2 separate regions of the Homo sapiens genome follow, and region 1 is linked to region 2. Evidence: chromatin loops called from intact Hi-C (ENCODE). Cell type or tissue: heart right ventricle. All regions are shown on one strand.

What was found. Hi-C counts contacts between places; a loop is a spot of excess contacts. Peaks named below come from ENCODE experiments on the same cell type or tissue, not always from the same donor. Only the 100,000 strongest peaks of a DNase experiment are listed, where the experiment ranks them.
Region 1: it touches region 2 in a loop (4-fold over the local background); 18 of 110 quality-filtered maps call a loop at or near these places.

Annotation. Positions count from the first base shown.
Region 1 is chr14:33,472,348-33,480,347 of GRCh38, forward strand. The region is part of intron 4 of NPAS3 (neuronal PAS domain protein 3); the gene reads left to right. Among named protein-coding and RNA genes, the nearest start is that of SNORA89, 230 kb to the right of the region's middle. RefSeq lists enhancers at 3,169-3,779, 5,345-5,910. In heart right ventricle, a CTCF peak has its summit at 3,504 (motif pointing right); no DNase peak of the experiment used is centred here.
Region 2 is chr14:33,789,769-33,797,768 of GRCh38, forward strand. NPAS3 (neuronal PAS domain protein 3) reads left to right here. Exons shown (of 12, transcript NM_001164749.2): 10 at 4,129-4,276; 11 at 7,689-7,813. Among named protein-coding and RNA genes, the nearest start is that of SNORA89, 85 kb to the left of the region's middle. In heart right ventricle, CTCF peaks have their summits at 3,101 (motif pointing left) and 3,301; a DNase peak (open chromatin) is centred at 3,103; H3K4me3 peaks cover 874 bases; H3K27ac peaks cover 452 bases.

The DNA of each region.
Region 1 (8,000 bases), 320 kb before region 2:
GTAAGGAGTTTTGTCTTTATTTTGAGTAATTTGGGGAAACCATGTGGGATGGGTTTGAGCTAAGGAGTGACAAGATTTGACTTAGGCTTTACAACAATACCTTTAATGTGAATTATATCTCAATAAAGCTGTTTTTAAAAAACAAACAAAAAGAATCACCTCTAACTGTCATTTTTCTAACAGACTGTTGAGAATAGGCTGGAAGTTGGAAGACTAGGAAGGTATTACAATCTTCTAGGCTAGAGACAGTAGTTACTTGAATCAGCTGATAGCAGTGGAGGTTAGTGAGAAATGATCACATTCTGTATAAATGAATGTCAAGCCCATAGGACTGGCAAGGATGACTCCAGTGTTTTTGTCCTCAGTGGCTGGATGAAGTTGCCTTTTATTCAGAGAAACCTGTGTGAAAGCAGGTTTTGCTATGCGTGTATATGGGGTGGGGTGGAGGGTGGATTAGAAGTCAAAAAATGTGTGCAAAGCAGAAAAAAAAAGACATTTATTATTGATATGATTATATTATTTTACTTTCCAAAAGGATTTGAAAAGGCTTATAAGAAAACCTAGAGATAGAATGCGGATGGAAACCATTTAAAAAGCAAAAACAGCCGAAACCCAATCAAACAGTAGTGGATCTAAACGGAAATTTCCTGCGGGGGGAACTGTAAGCATGTTTGCTTGAGCTTTGCAGAGTGTTTGTGGTCAAGAATAAAAATATGAGGGTAAGATAGTGATTTCGCAGAGTAAAAGAGAGATTTTGCAGAGTAGGCCTGGCCTGAGAATACCACATTGTCAAGGAGAACCGGGAGGTTGGCTGATGGAAACTGGGAAATTGGCAGAGACGCTAGCATTCTATCAGTATCATGACTGGAACGTGCATCAGAATCTTCACCTAATAGGCATTTAAAACATATAAATGCAAGGCCTCACTCAGACCTCCTGAGTCTAAATCCTCTGTCAGCAGACCCAGTACTGCCCGTGTTTTAAGCCCTCCACATGATTCACATGCAAGTCCTAGTTAAAAGATGCTGGAGGAAAGAAGTTGATGAATTTAATTAGCTTTCAGAGAATGCGGATCACCTAATTGGAATGTTTTCTAGAGAGAACAAAGTAATAATTAAAAAATAATTTTCCAGAGATTTATTCATTCATCTACTGAATATTTATTGAGTACTTACTAAGTGTCATGCATGTAAGTACTAGAGACACAAAGATGGGCAGAAAGCATAGTCCTGCCCTCAAGGAGTTAATAATCTGCTGAGAAAACCAAACACATACATCGACAGTTTTAGAAGGCAATGTGTTCTTCTTGCATTGAGTGTAATGGGAAGAGAGTTAGAACTGGAAATAGAGAGAAAGTTTTCTGGAAGGAGTGTCACCTGAACTGAAAAATTGTCTAGAAACAAAGTTGTCAAATTATGCAGTTTAGCTTGCTGCCTGATTTTTTTGTAAAGAAAGTTTTATGGGAACCACAGCAATATTTATTTCAGTGTTGTCTGTGGCTGCTTTAGCACTACAATTGCAAAGTTAAGTAGATGTGATGAAGGCATATGATCCACAAAGCCTCAAATATGTACTACATGGCCCATTACAAAAAGTTGGTCAACACCTGCATTCTAGAAAGCAGAAACATATGGTACTATTCAAGGAATCACAAGCAAAGATTAAGGCAGGGAATGGTAGTGTCTGAAGCTGGTGAGGTGGCAGAGTCTAGATCACTGAGATCCTGCACCCCATAGGGAACGTTCGCTTTCTCCAGGGCAATGAGGATCAATGCAGGGTATTAAGCAGTGACACTACAGAGTCAAGCTTGAACTTTGGATCGATTAGTCTGTTTGCTTCATGGGGTATAGATTGGAGGGGGAAAAGACTGTTAGAAAGGAAACTATTAGGAGGTTTGTAGAAGTAATTTATGCTGTAATTAATGAACTGAGTAGAAGTTTGACCATAAATATGTGAAATGGAATATTACATGATCATTATAAAGAAATATATCTGGATTATATTGACAAGGAAAGATAACTACAGTATGTTTAGTAAAAATAATCAAGGAAACTGCCTATACAAACATACAAAACATATGTGTTACTTTATGCATAGAAGAAAAATGAAGAGAATATACAGAAAAATGTCAAAAGTCTTTTGTGGACGGAGAGGAGGTAAAATTACAGGAAACTATCGCCTTTAATTTTACATATTTCTATACTCTTTTTGCATAAAAATAGATTGCTTTTTAATTAGACCAAACAAATTTAACTTCTTAAAGTTACTTGTAGAGAGAGAGAGAATGAGAGCTCATACCATGACCTAGAACAGGGAAGGAGGGATAAAGAGAAGGGTATAAATTTGAGAATGATTAGGAAGTTAAACTAGCAAAACTTAGTAACGTGAGAGGTGAAGAGAAAGGGGAAAAATTACAATGCCTAGGTTTTTGGTTTGGGTAACTGTGATGAATTGTGGTGTCAATAATAAAATAAAAATAAATAACTTTACTGATTACTTATGAAGTTCAAGTAGTCTTATGCTAACTGTACCTTACCCATTTTTAGTGCATTTAAACTGTCAACAAGTGAAGGAGGAAGTTTTATTTTTCCCATTTTGTAGATGAGAAAACTGAGCCTCAGAGAGATTAAGTAGTTTACCCAAGGTAATGTGATTTGTGAGTGGGTTAGCTGGGAAATGAACACAGATTTGATTGATTCCGAAGCTGACATGCACTCCTACCCTCTCAACCTTTAATGAATTTTTTTCAAGCCACATAGATGGAAACATAAAATCAGTTCAGGACATATCGAGTCATCAACATAGAAGTTTTGATCTAATGTGATAAGCTCTGAATAAATAAAACGAAAAGAGAAGGCCTCAGATTGAATTCTGGAGAATGTTTGTAGTTAATAGATCTTAATCACGAAAGTTTTAAGAATAATGGCATGGAATATATAAAAGATTTTCCCCTTTTGTTGTGTTTGGATACTTGACATGCTTATTGATGCAGTTAATAATGCACATTAAAAAAGAATTAGAATAAAACAAATTTGATGCATTTTTCTTTACATCAAAAATCATAGGTCTGATTTTGTCATTTTAACTTAGAGAACATCTGTTGAGTGCTCACTGTGTGCAAAGCATATCGATGCCACAGTCTTGCCTACTTTAAGTTTTTATGTGTCTGAAATTTCCATGGAGCTAGGAAGAACTAAGATCTAAAAAAAAAAAAAAAAAGCCTAATTTTATAAACAGATCTTTGAGCAGATACTAGTTCAAGAACTGTCTGAAATCCTTATACACTCCTGGTTTCCATCAAGCCGTTGCTATATGTTTTGTTGAGGAAGTCTTCTTTGACAACAGCATTTCTAGTTCTGGTTTGGAGAGTTGGGGTTAAAGGTAAACTGAATTGCCTGAGGAAATGCTGTGGGCCTTTGTGAATGGGAGAGAAAACAATGCACCTCCCACTGAGAGGGAAGCAATTTCTCATTGTGTTACTTCACCCTGGCATTCAGCCACCAGAGGGGGCATGGACCAGAGTGAAATAAATTCTGCCAGCTGCCTGGCCTGGCTTCTCTGCCTTCCAGAGAAGGACCATAGCTATCCTCACTTTGAGATGGGACTAGAGCCTCACTTCCCGTTTGATGAGAAACTACGTGATTTACTAGTAAGCCATGGCTGCGCTTTCCCTGGTGAAGAATAAGACGTGCCTTACAGACTCCCTAAAAGGCACAGACTTGCAAACATAACGATGGTTTTTCCTTAGCGCTATATCCCATGTACAGTTTACTTCCTTTCTAATACGTTGTTGGTTTTTATCCAAATATAGATATGAGCTGTCAGAAAGAGAAATCTTGTTGTCAAGATTGACCATTCAACATAAAGTTTGAACATTGCATAAAAATATGTTTTTGACACAGTAAAATGCATTCCCTCTATGCTCATTGTAATTTACTTTATAGTGACTTGCTTAATAGCATAGCATATATCATTTATACTGCTATCCTTCATGCTTTTAAACTGTAATATCCTTTCCTCAATGACTACTTGTCAATTTCACTGATCTAGATTTGATTTCATAAATTAACTAGGCCAATTAAGTAGAGAGTTATCATTAGAATAAGAAGTGGAAGCAAATAAATATTAATCTTCCCTCTCTGAATGTCGGTATTTCTACACAACTTTGATCATACTTGAACACTACTTAATGGAAAAAATACACCCCTCTATTGTCAATTTAGTATTCCCCAATTTAAACATTTATGAGTATTTTTTTATTCATTTTCTCATTCCAAATCCATCCCACTTTGGGACAGTTGTTTCTGTTTCATCAATATAAAATGTGGGGAATGAGCAAATACTGGAACTTCATTATTTAAGGATTCTCATCATGGCAATTTTCATGGCTTTTCCACCTGGCCCCTTTACCTTGTGGGGTATTTGTTTCAGAGCTACAGGAACCGCATCATATATTGGTAGTTTGCCTGCTGTGCCTTTCTTTGTATTGCTTTAGTCATTTTGCACCCTCACAGACTTTTGGGGAACCACTTGGAAATGACAGTGTTTGACAGAGAATAGAATTGGAGTAAAATGCCCATGATTTCAAAGTATCTCTTTCTAAAATCTTAAGAGGCAGGGACTTCTTTCTCTTTTTCTTTTATTTAAATAATTCATCTTACAATATTAATATCTTGCTCTGTCTTCCTTAGAGGTGGAAAAGAGTTTGTCAACACCCTTTTTATAAAAATACTTTGTGTACACACATGCAATGATAAATTCACCCTTTTTAGCCTTTTGTTGCCTTCTGGATTTAATAATTTCAGCTTCTTTTGTCTTTTAAAAATAGATCCTATTTACCATCTTTCATCTTTTGGTGATGGGGGTAGGGGTGGAAAGAGAGGATGCTTTTCTCAGAACCCTTTTAGTTTCTTCTTTCCAAACTGTGGACACATTAGATTGCTGTGGTAATGGAATATCTTCCCAGATTCACTATGGAAAGAGAGAAGCTACCCAGAAGAGGATATGATACAGGGATCTACGGGAAAAATCAACTTGGGACTCCTGTGTTTTGATGTTGACATTGCTCTCACCGTCCATCCCTAACTCTGAACAGAGATAACGTGATCATGTGCCCAACACACACACAAACACACAGTCACATACAACACGCTCATTCACAGAACATACGTACTCATGCACTCATAGCACACATACACACAGCACACACACACAGCCATATAAGTAGCCTATGGAATATTTTGGGACCCATGATGGGGTGACTTCTGGACTTAGGTTTCCCTGCTAGTTCTGATTAAACACTTCGGATCCAAAAGCCAGAAAATCGGAGCTTCTTAGTCTCTCCAAGTTCATTTGCCCCTTACAGCCCTTCAAGCCTCAGTAGTTTTACCATAGTAATAATTTTTCACTAAGAATTTCAAAAAAAGAGTTTGCCATTGGACATCCTTTGAAATACTTAGCTTTGCTTCACTATTTTTTGTAACTTGCCAAAATCACAAATAAAAGGAACTATGTCCTCTAATGCTTCTTCTGTGGTCATTATCTTGGAAAATATGCAGAGTCTGGTCCAAGTAGAGTGCTCCCCAAACCTTGCTGTTACTTTGAGAATAGTTTTAATGAGGCTTGCAGCTGAGCCAAGCTCTCCTGTTGTGCTATTATGTGGGCATGTGGAAGCCCTAGTGATTGATCTGTGTGGGGGAACTGGCAACACTCGCATGCCCTCTGGGTAGAGGCAGAGCCTCCAGCAGGAAAAATTAGGGAAAGAGAAAAAACGGAGAGGAAATGTTTATCACTCATTTCCTAGCATTTTATGGCAGTGTTACGGTGAACTGGGAGATGGATGTGTATATTCATGGATTTTGCACCACTTTAAGCACTAATAACATTAAATCAACCTTAATACTTCATGCCAAATGTGCTCTAAAAGAGGGAATAATGGGAATTTTTGTTGACTTTAGTAAAGCATCAAAAGTTACACTGGAAACACATAAAATGCTACAATGCAGAGGTCACAATTATGCTAATATCATGATAATATAAAATATTAAGTCACCAAAATGACAGGATTTACAACCAACCATTCTTAGTCCCCAGAAGCCTTAGCGATAAGCTCCTGGTAAACACAACAGCCTGTCCTCCCAAGGAGTCTGATTACAAATTTAAATATGTATATGATTAGAACTCTGCCAGTCTCCCACCCCTGAAGACAGATGAAGTAAAATTTGATTTATATCATACCTGGAATTCTATTGTGTTAGATTCACTCTGTTTTGCAGGATCACTACCAGGCCTGATGAATTTTGTATGTTTAGAAAGTTGCGTTTGGGCAAAACAGGGACTACTATTAATGATCTTGAATAGCCCTGTAATCTCATGAACTAAAACTTAAACATTGATACAGAATAGTCAAATATTTGGAAACGGCACACTGGCAATTGGAAAACATTATACTTGTGTTATCTTCTTTTTTGATATCCTGGCTGAGGTCCAGGGTTGAAAAGCCTTTTACCCTGAGCCTTAATCTCATGGCCTTGAATTTGCCTTTAACTCTCTGGCTGCCAATCTCATTAAAGTCTCTTCTACCATGGAGTTCCTTAGACACAATAACTTGTTCATTGGCCATAGTTATCAGGGAAGGTAGAAACATCACAGCTAGGCAGCTTTCCTAATTGTTGTCAATTCCGGCCAAATGATGCTGACTTCTATTTAACTTAACCAATGTCATTATGGCAATAAAAGGCTAAGGAAAATAAACGTGCAGTTAAAGCACGACATTATTGTTAAACCAATGCGCTTTAATATTTCTTTGTGCTAAGGTACCTCAGCTATTTCATTATGCCAACTAAGATTAGCAAATGCATGTTTATGAAGAGTATGCTTTTCCTTTTTAATGTTAAATGCATGCATGTTGCCTGCACTTACAGCTCGCTCTAGCAAGGGTAATAAATATATATGCTTTGCCACTAGATGTATATTACTGGTACCATCACCACTAGTCTCTACCAGCAGAGTGTAGACTAGCCTTACTACCCCACCCCCAAACTGTGAGGTCCCTAGTGAAGACAGGAGGTCACTGTCACCTAGATGCTTATCTAGACCACCCTTCACCCACTTGTCACTCTGTCACATCATTAATGCAAATGTTATAGATGACAATAAAATAAAACAAGTTACCCCCAAAGGAATTTCTGTTTGTGTGCTGTTAAGAAAAGCTCTAAAGCCATGTTTTCAAAGTGCAGCTTGTGATCCCTAGAGGGTACAGCAAAGTTCTTATAGGAGTTGGCAGCATCAAAAGAACACCGACACTCTGTGGGCACTTTTCCTCGGTCAGTCTCTCCATCTTAGCAAGCGCCAATCAATATTTCTTGATCTCCAATTTTGTGCAAAACTCCTCTTGTGCTTAACCCTTCTGGCTGTCTCCTTTGCCAGCTCCCTCTTTCTGGGACAGAAGGAAATGCGTTTGTCCTTTTGACAGGATGCAATTTTTGAACACACTTATTTCTTTCCATTTGTGAAGAATTTCTTGGGGTTTCAGGCTCTCTAGAACCCCTTGCATGACTTAGAGAATTAAAAAAAAAAGTATGGGAAAGACATTTCCAACATTATCAAAATTATCCTTGTTTCTAAATAAATGAGATTGTTTTCCCCTTTTTCTCAGGAGGCTTGAGTTGGCTCGTTTCCCAAACTCAACCTTTTGGATAGTAAATTCCTTTTGAAAAGAAGCACGAAGCCCTTTTGATGTTATAAGTAGTATATGTACTAGAAGGGAGAGGATCATGGAATTGCAACACAAAGCCTGAGAGATGTCGCTGGGATAGAGTAGGTCTTATTCTCTACTCAACACTTCGTAACTTTATGCAGTATTAGAAGATACATTTTAAGAAGCATTTTAATAAGAACTGACAGTTGTTCTATCTATTTGCCTCTAATACAGCGTGAGTGATTTACTGATACGTAGATATACAACTATAACTACAGAACAAAAAGAAAGTCAGTGAGGA
Region 2 (8,000 bases):
TTAGTAGAGACAGGGTTTCACCGTTTTAGCCGGGATGGTCTCGATCTCCTGACCTCGTGATCCGCCCGCCTCGGCCTCCCAAAGTGCTGGGATTACAGGCGTGAGCCACCGCGCCCGGCCTAGAGTACAACTTTAAAGACATAATTCTAGAGATGCTTTGACACGATCAGTGAATTCAGCGAGAGACACACAGGTTGCTCAGCCCAAAAATTTTGGAGAGTAGAAAGTAAACTTTGGAATAAACCAAAGAAAAGATGCCAGGTTACATGTTAGAGGTACCTAGACCATATGACAAGGATGTGATATTCAAATTAGAATCTCTCCTTCTAGTTCCTCTCCCTCTGTTCCTTTCCCTTTGTAGTTTGTAGACATGGTTATGACTTTACTCCTAAGCTCATTGTGTGATGAGTATCTATCTCTTTTCAAGGGACAATTAACTCTTTTTAAGGACTTTCATATCAAGTAACTCACGTGGTGCTTATTTTTGTTATTCCCGCAAAAGGAATTTTATGAAATAAACTTATTCAAATATTCTCTCCTTTCTCACTGCTTAAACCTAAAACTTGAAAATAAAAAACAACAGCCACTGGATTGAAGAGAATCAAAAAAGTTTTTTCTGTGTTTTTCAAGTTCTCTAATTTATTACACACTAAAAATCCTTTCAAACTGGCACCAAGGTGGCTTTTCTTCTTGAGCTGATTAGGACCACATGAGTTCAGGAAAAGCTGTCAGATCCTGCCTCTGGCGCAGCTGGAATGATCCAACTGATTTGCCAGTATGACTTTTTTTTTTTTTTTCCAAGGAAAGAAGCTTCATCCCAAAGTCATAAATTTACATTCTGGAGGCCCAAGCAAAAGGTATTTCTTTTTCATTTTTTAAAGAAGCTAAATTCCATTATGATTTCTTTTTTCTTTTTTTGAGCCAGAGTCTCGCTTTGTCACCCAGGCTGGAGTTCAGTGGTGCAATCTCAGCTCACCGCAACCTCCGCCTCCCAGGCTCAAGCGATTTTTGTGCCTCAGCCTCCCTCACAGCTGGGATTACAAGTGCACACCACCACACCTGGCTCATTTTTGGATTTTTAGTAGAGGCAGCGTCTCACCATGTTGGCCAGGCTAGTCTCGAACTCCTGGCCTCAAGTGATCCATCCACCTTGGCCTCCCAAACATTATGATTTCTTTTACAAGATCTGTTGCAAACCAAAAGCAACTTGGGTGATTTTTTGGTAAACATGTTGTCCCAACTCTGCACCGTATCTGTAGTTATCTAGATTCCCACTGGCGCTTGGGGGTCTCATTCAGAAAACACCAATCCCTAGGAGAGACCAAGTGAGATTGCCTACCCTTTAGGAATTCTGCCTGTCAGACTGGCCCAGGGTAAAACCACAGGTCAGTCAAACTCGTCCTCTTCAGCCGCCCACGGTGGGCTCCCGAACCTGCTTTGTGGTATTCACCACAGGAAGTCAAGGGCTATCACGTGGCTCCCCGACTCCCCAAGGAAGCCGTGAGCCATTCCCTTCCCCTTCAGTCTTTTTACAGATACCTCCTCACATCAGAAGTCACCTGTCCTGCCCCTCTCATATTTAGCTCTCCTCTCTTGCTAGCTGACCCTTGGCCTGGGTGATAAAGAAAGCTGTATTATTATATTCATGGGCCCTAACAAACGAGTGCTGGATTTATCTTCTCAGGAAACACAGATCCATTTAGGTAGACCCAGAGTCATCCTACTGTAATTCAAAAAGATGACACCATACGGTCCCTTAGCAAAGAAGCCTTTCAGCCCCCTTCGCTACACATACGTGCAGACCACTGGGGAGGCCAAACGTTTGGCTGGATGTCTATTTCCAAATTGGGATTTTATTAAGAGAAAGTATTATCAGGAAGGAGGGGGTGATCTTTACATTGATTCTGCAGATTCTAATTTGATATTATAACTCCTTTATCCCTTTGCCCCTTTTGTATACTTTGTAAAGTGGAGATAATTCTTTTTAAAATTTTGCCTGCTTTTGGTCAAATTCTAGTCTAGAACTCCCAGGCAGGCTGTGCTGATCTGGCCTGCCATCTCAATGTATTCTTCATGTGATTCTAAAAAGGGGCTTCTTAGTCTCTTTGCCTTTGTTAAACATACTAGAACCATTTGGAATTATTCCTCATTCCAGACACAAAGCAGACAGAATTATACCCCCAACCACTGATTGGGGTGCTGTAAGTTTTCTCTGTGAAAATAGTGGACAGAATTATATAACCCATCGTTCCTCTGTTAATAGTTAACCAGGTTGAGAGGATTTGAATAAAAGCACATCTTGTTGCATGCAACAATGGTTTGACAGAAGAGCTGTATGGCAGAGTTAGTATTTTACTGCTTTCAGCTTCACCACGCAGTTTTGTAGCCTGGGAAGCCATGCATGCAGAATGGCAGAACTTACAATTGCCTACAAAAGGAGAGTACAATGCAACCTGTGGAGCCACGCCACCAAGAGAAGGTGACAGTTCCGGGCCTTCAAAACACCCTAAACTGGTGAGGAGTTTCAGAATGAAACTTGTTATGATTTGAAACACTCATCAAAGTGAGGCTTTTTCAAGTAACAGTTAAGACATAATTACCAAATTTTACAACGGTCCCGTTAGTGTGCTGTGAGAAAAAAAAGGAGAATGGAAGAAAACCTTCCAAGTTTATATGTTTATGGATGTAATAGATGGATGTGGCACTTTCAGAGCCAGGAAGAGTGGCTCAGGACAAGATGAGAAGAGCTTCCACAGCCTTAAACACAGCCCTTTTCCAAAGTGACTTCCCTTCACACCCATCCACCCCCCTCCAAAAAAAAAAAAAAAAAAAATCTAAATGTACTTCATGAAACTGTTGTATATGAAGCACTTATTAGCCGTAATTAAATGGACAATATGAATTTACTACGTCTTTAGGACTCTGGCTTGTTCTGGTTTAGAGCAAGATGATTAATGCAAATACATATTACTTGAGATAACCATTTAGCAGCTAATTTAGCCAAATTTATTACAGCAGTTAGAGGTTTTTCATTTCAGCAGACGGAGGCAAGGACATGCCAAAAGTGGGCGACGTAGATGAGTGCACACTGCCCTCTAGTGGCCAGCCAGCCGGTGAGCTTTCGCGGGGCGCCGAGTTGCTGCGATCCGCAGCCAAGTAATAACAGCAGGTTTTCCACATTTCCGGCACCCTTTTAAACCATTCCCATCCACAGCACTTTATTTCAGGGGATGATTTACTGTGCTTTCCCCTTTTACTAGCTCAGGAGTACCCAGATACAAATCAAATCAATTTCAACTTGGCGAGATTTTGGTTCAAGTATCATTTTTAACATCTGCATTTTAAAGCTCTCTTTCAGTGGGTATTTAATGGCACCGTTTCACATTACTGATTGTTTTTACTTGCTCCTTCATTTGGGGCCATATTTCAGAGTCTGTGTGGAGCTGTCACTCTGTTTGGCTCCAGCCAAGTCAATTCTGTGCCTCCCTTAGGCCAGTGTTTCTCTCTGACTCCACTGGGGAATTTATTTTGTTCCAACATTCAGCGAAGTCTCACCAGAATCTCCCCCGACTGACCAGTGTAAATTTAGTTCATCGGAGGACTATAAATTCTGTTAGACAAGATCAAAAGGAACAGACATATAAGGACGCGGGTTGAGATTGCTCACACGGAGGAGAAACGATCAAAGACGAGGGGTAAAGCATCTTTGGAACCATTCAAATATCCAGAATCTCAAAGAGGTCTACCTCCAAGCTATGAATAAATCACATACAAATTTGCCTTTCTTACCATCTGATGTCAAATCCATTGACAATATCCACACCGCATTAGGTGTTCTGTGAGCCAAAGAGATTTGTAGTCCTTTTATTCTTTTCACACCATGGCTGCCCAAAACGGAATAAAGTCTTGCTACAAATGCCAGTAACCCTGGCTCCAGAGCTGCCGCTCCACTGAATTGATTTCATTTGTCCTACTAATGGCATTCTATATTAAGCATACAGAGGGTCACCCTGGCTTGGTGTAGGTCCTCCCATTTTTAGGCTTAAGGTTTTGCAGAGATAAAAAAAAAAAAAAAGTTATTTGATCCCAGTCTTAATACAATGCCTCTGTTTTGTTTTTTTTCGCCAGTGCTGAATAAGGGTCAGTGTGTGACAAAGTACTATCGCTGGATGCAGAAGAACGGAGGATATATTTGGATACAGTCCAGTGCCACCATAGCTATTAATGCCAAGAATGCAAATGAAAAGAATATCATCTGGGTGAATTACCTTCTTAGGTATATTTTCTACTTCTTTTCTATTTCTGTCCTGGTTATAAAATATGCCATATAAAATATGGCTATGGTTAATAGCCGACATGTTGTGAATATTATCTTTTGACAGTACCTGGTGTGGAATTTCATGGCAATTCTGCTGTTCTTTCCACAAGATTCAAATAAATGTGAGAAGATCAAACTATGTTGGAAGGGACTTGCAGGAAAGATTTCAAGATTTTCAATCATTCTTGGTCTGTCAACATTTGGGCATCTCTGCAGAAGTTGCTTTGGTTTTCCCACAAATGCTTAGGCCAGAATAATACAGACTTCAGCCTACAGCTGAAGCATTCAAAAAGCATCTCCTCTTCCCCAGCACACACACACTCACACACTCCAGTTCTTGTGGAAATGAAGTAAAACAGAGCGGGAGAAAAGTGGCAGGGAACATTATATTCCTCTTATATTTCTTCCCTTTGATGCCCTTAGCATATTACATAGGGTTTGACTTCCTGGGCATTAAAGTTTCGGTAAACAAAGTGAGTTGCTTTGCCGGAATCAAACAATAGCGGTGTAAAAAATGAAGGCAATTTTTTTTTTTTTTTGGCCCACTGCTTTGTGATCTTTGGCAAGCTTTACTGCTCTTAAAATGTGTCCTTAACAGTCTATCTGCAAGTGAGCCCAAGCTCAACTGCTTCCTAAATTCTGGTGTGAGACACCATTTCTCTCCCCTTCCCAGTCTACATTCTGCCTTTGGATTCAAACTAGCAGAAAAGTAACCAAGACCCACAGATTGGGCCATCTTGAGTTTGGGGGCAGGCTTTCTGGGAAGTTCTCCACCAATCCTGCACTTGGCCTGGCTCCCTCCCACCCCCATCATTCTGGTCTTTGGCTTCTCCTGGCCTAAAGCCACCAAGCAGAGCCCACACGTGGTCTGAGTAGGAAAATTTCCAATAGGTCTTGGGAATGGAAGTTGGTGCCCTTTGGCTGATAATTTAGACAGGGAGTACCTGAATCCCATTTTTCTTTGAGACAGCCAAGTGGAGCTGGGAAGCTAACAACCATGGCTCATCAGCACACTGGCCCTTCAGAGTGTGTTCACATACTTTGGTGATGACTTGAAGGCATGAATGTGCTTGCTACCAACAGCATATCAATCAGACACTAATGATTATTGCTCTAGAGAGGGCCTTAATGTGCACCACTTAAAAGAGTCTTCATTTATCTACTTTCTATTTCCTTTTTTTTGACCTCTTCTGCTCTACATTAATTCTCTCTAAAGGTAAAAGTATGTGTATTGAGTGTGGCTTTCTCCAAGGCCTGATTTCCGTGCAAAGTCTCCCCCGTGTTTGTGATGTGTTCAAGATGAGTTCTGATATCAAGGAATCCTTGTACATAGAGTTTTATGGAATAATTACTATAGGGAATGCAGGTGGTTATAAAAACTCACATGCCAGACAGAAAATGGAATAAGGTCTTGTGGCACTGACATTCTTTTGCTAGGCAAAATGATATTGTGACAAGGAGACCCATCACCAGTAAGAATTAAACGCTGGAAACAGGCACCCTAGGGCTAGCAGTGTCTGGCTCCCATGTTGATGAAACATAGATACTGAAGTCATCTATGTAGTTGTTACTCCCATTCTCTGAGATTTCTTCCTATCTGGATCTTTCTTACTGCCTCATCAGCCTCATGACTTCCTCCTCTGCCCACAAATGCAAGGAGTAAGAAGAGCTAAGCAATCAGTCTCTGAATACCATTGATCTAGCCTAGGATCCGATGGTACAAACTCATGAGCTTTGGTGATTCTATTCCATCAAATCCCATATGGATAGGAAGGAAGTTTAGGTATCAAAGACCAGTCTTCAACCTCAAAAGCTTCAATCTCAGGCATAGAAGACCTGTTTTAGCTGACCTAAAAACACTCCCTGAAGTCAATGATAAAGGACTGTAAATTGTAGGGCAAGTGATCTGTGAGCCCCCAAAGAAGACTAAGGTAGATGGGCTTTAGCAGGGGAAACTCCACCAAGACAGCCATTTACTGGTATCACCTCTATAGGGTAAAGATCTAGTAAGAAAATGATGTGGCCCTGGCAATATAGCAACTACAGAAGTTTGGTTTTCTTTCCCACATTCTTGTCTATTATTCTTCCCTGAGCAATACTTTCACATCACTTCTTCCTGCCCAGAACCCTTGCACCCAGGCCCCAATCCAGGCTTGTCCTTCCCTGTTCTGAAACTACTGCTCCTCCAGTCTTCTTCCCATTCCCTCGTGATACTTAACAGAATTATAGACTCAGAGTATTCAGAGACAGAGTCCACCTTCCCACCATTAGTCTCATCTGATTATCTAGAGAAAGCTTTGCTGCTGAAGCTAATTCACACGAAGGAGTAAATGCCTGATAATCCATTTTAGTGAATTACCCCTCCCAGGAACATTTGCAGTTTTAGAGTAGTTACTGAAACAGTGACTCTTTACTATAGGAATTTCGCTAGAGATTAGCAAATGAGTCAGTAATCATCAATTTTAAGTCTCTGCTTGGCTAGCCATCATGGAAAAATCGAAGAGGCATTTCCCATTTTGAAGCAGGAGGATTTCCTTGTGCCTTCAGATTACAGGAGCCTACTCTCCTCATCCATCAGGTGGCCTTGGAGTGGCATTTCCAGAAGACAGGTCAAACTGACTCAACATGCTCTCTCTTCCAAAAGAGCCTTGTTTCCAAACTAAAAATAGAACAAAAATTAAGCACATTTGTGCAAGTGAGGTTAGATCCCTTCTGTTAGGGCCTCTTTCACACTGGGACTCTCCCCACTGCAATCAGATTTCCAGCTAACAAGCCACAGGTGTACACCACACGAGCAGATGAAAATGTGATTGTAATGGGTGTGTTGACAGTTTGGTAGCCATAATCCATGCATCCCAAGGTGCACCTGTGCATCTGTCAGATAGGCACCAAAGGCTCTGCTGCCCCACCAATAGCGTGGGAGCCATCTGAGCGGCTGAGAAGCTACATCAAGGGCCCAAAACAAAGGTACTGAGGCCATGGACTCATTAGGAGCCCAAGAGAAGACACGACACACCAGGAGACATGGGAATGAATTGTTGAGAGTACTTCTCATCCTCCCTTCCCCCAGGTGTACTGTCAAGCAGCACAGTTTCCTGACCCCCAGTGGTACCTGATTATTTAAAAGCTTCTCTCCATGGCTTTCAGGGATTTGGGTATTCGATCATTGCAGCAGGGTGCACCTGTGCCTTGGCACATGCAAGCCAAGCTTCCATAAAATCCCATGAAGAGCTGAGAAATGATTTCATGTTTAGTCTTTGAAACTTTCTAAACTCCAGAAGTCTGGGACAAAGAAGTGGGGGAGAAGATGGTCCAAACAAACCATGCAGAATGGGTGTCTGCACTCCTGACCAGTGCCTCCCTTCCACAGCAATCCTGAGTACAAGGACACACCCATGGACATCGCACAGCTCCCCCATCTGCCGGAGAAAACTTCCGAATCCTCGGAGACATCCGACTCTGAGTCAGACTCTAAAGACACCTCAGGTATTACAGGTATTATTCCTTCTTTTCCATGTTCTTCAGTGAAGCTTGCCCACCACGCGCAGGGGGTGGGCAACAGCCAGAGGGCCATCATCAGAGGCAAAGCAACTGGTCACATTTCAGAGAGACATATGTCACATCAAGTTATTACTGAGTGTCTGCCTCTCTCCAGACACACATATATATAATTGTACACCAC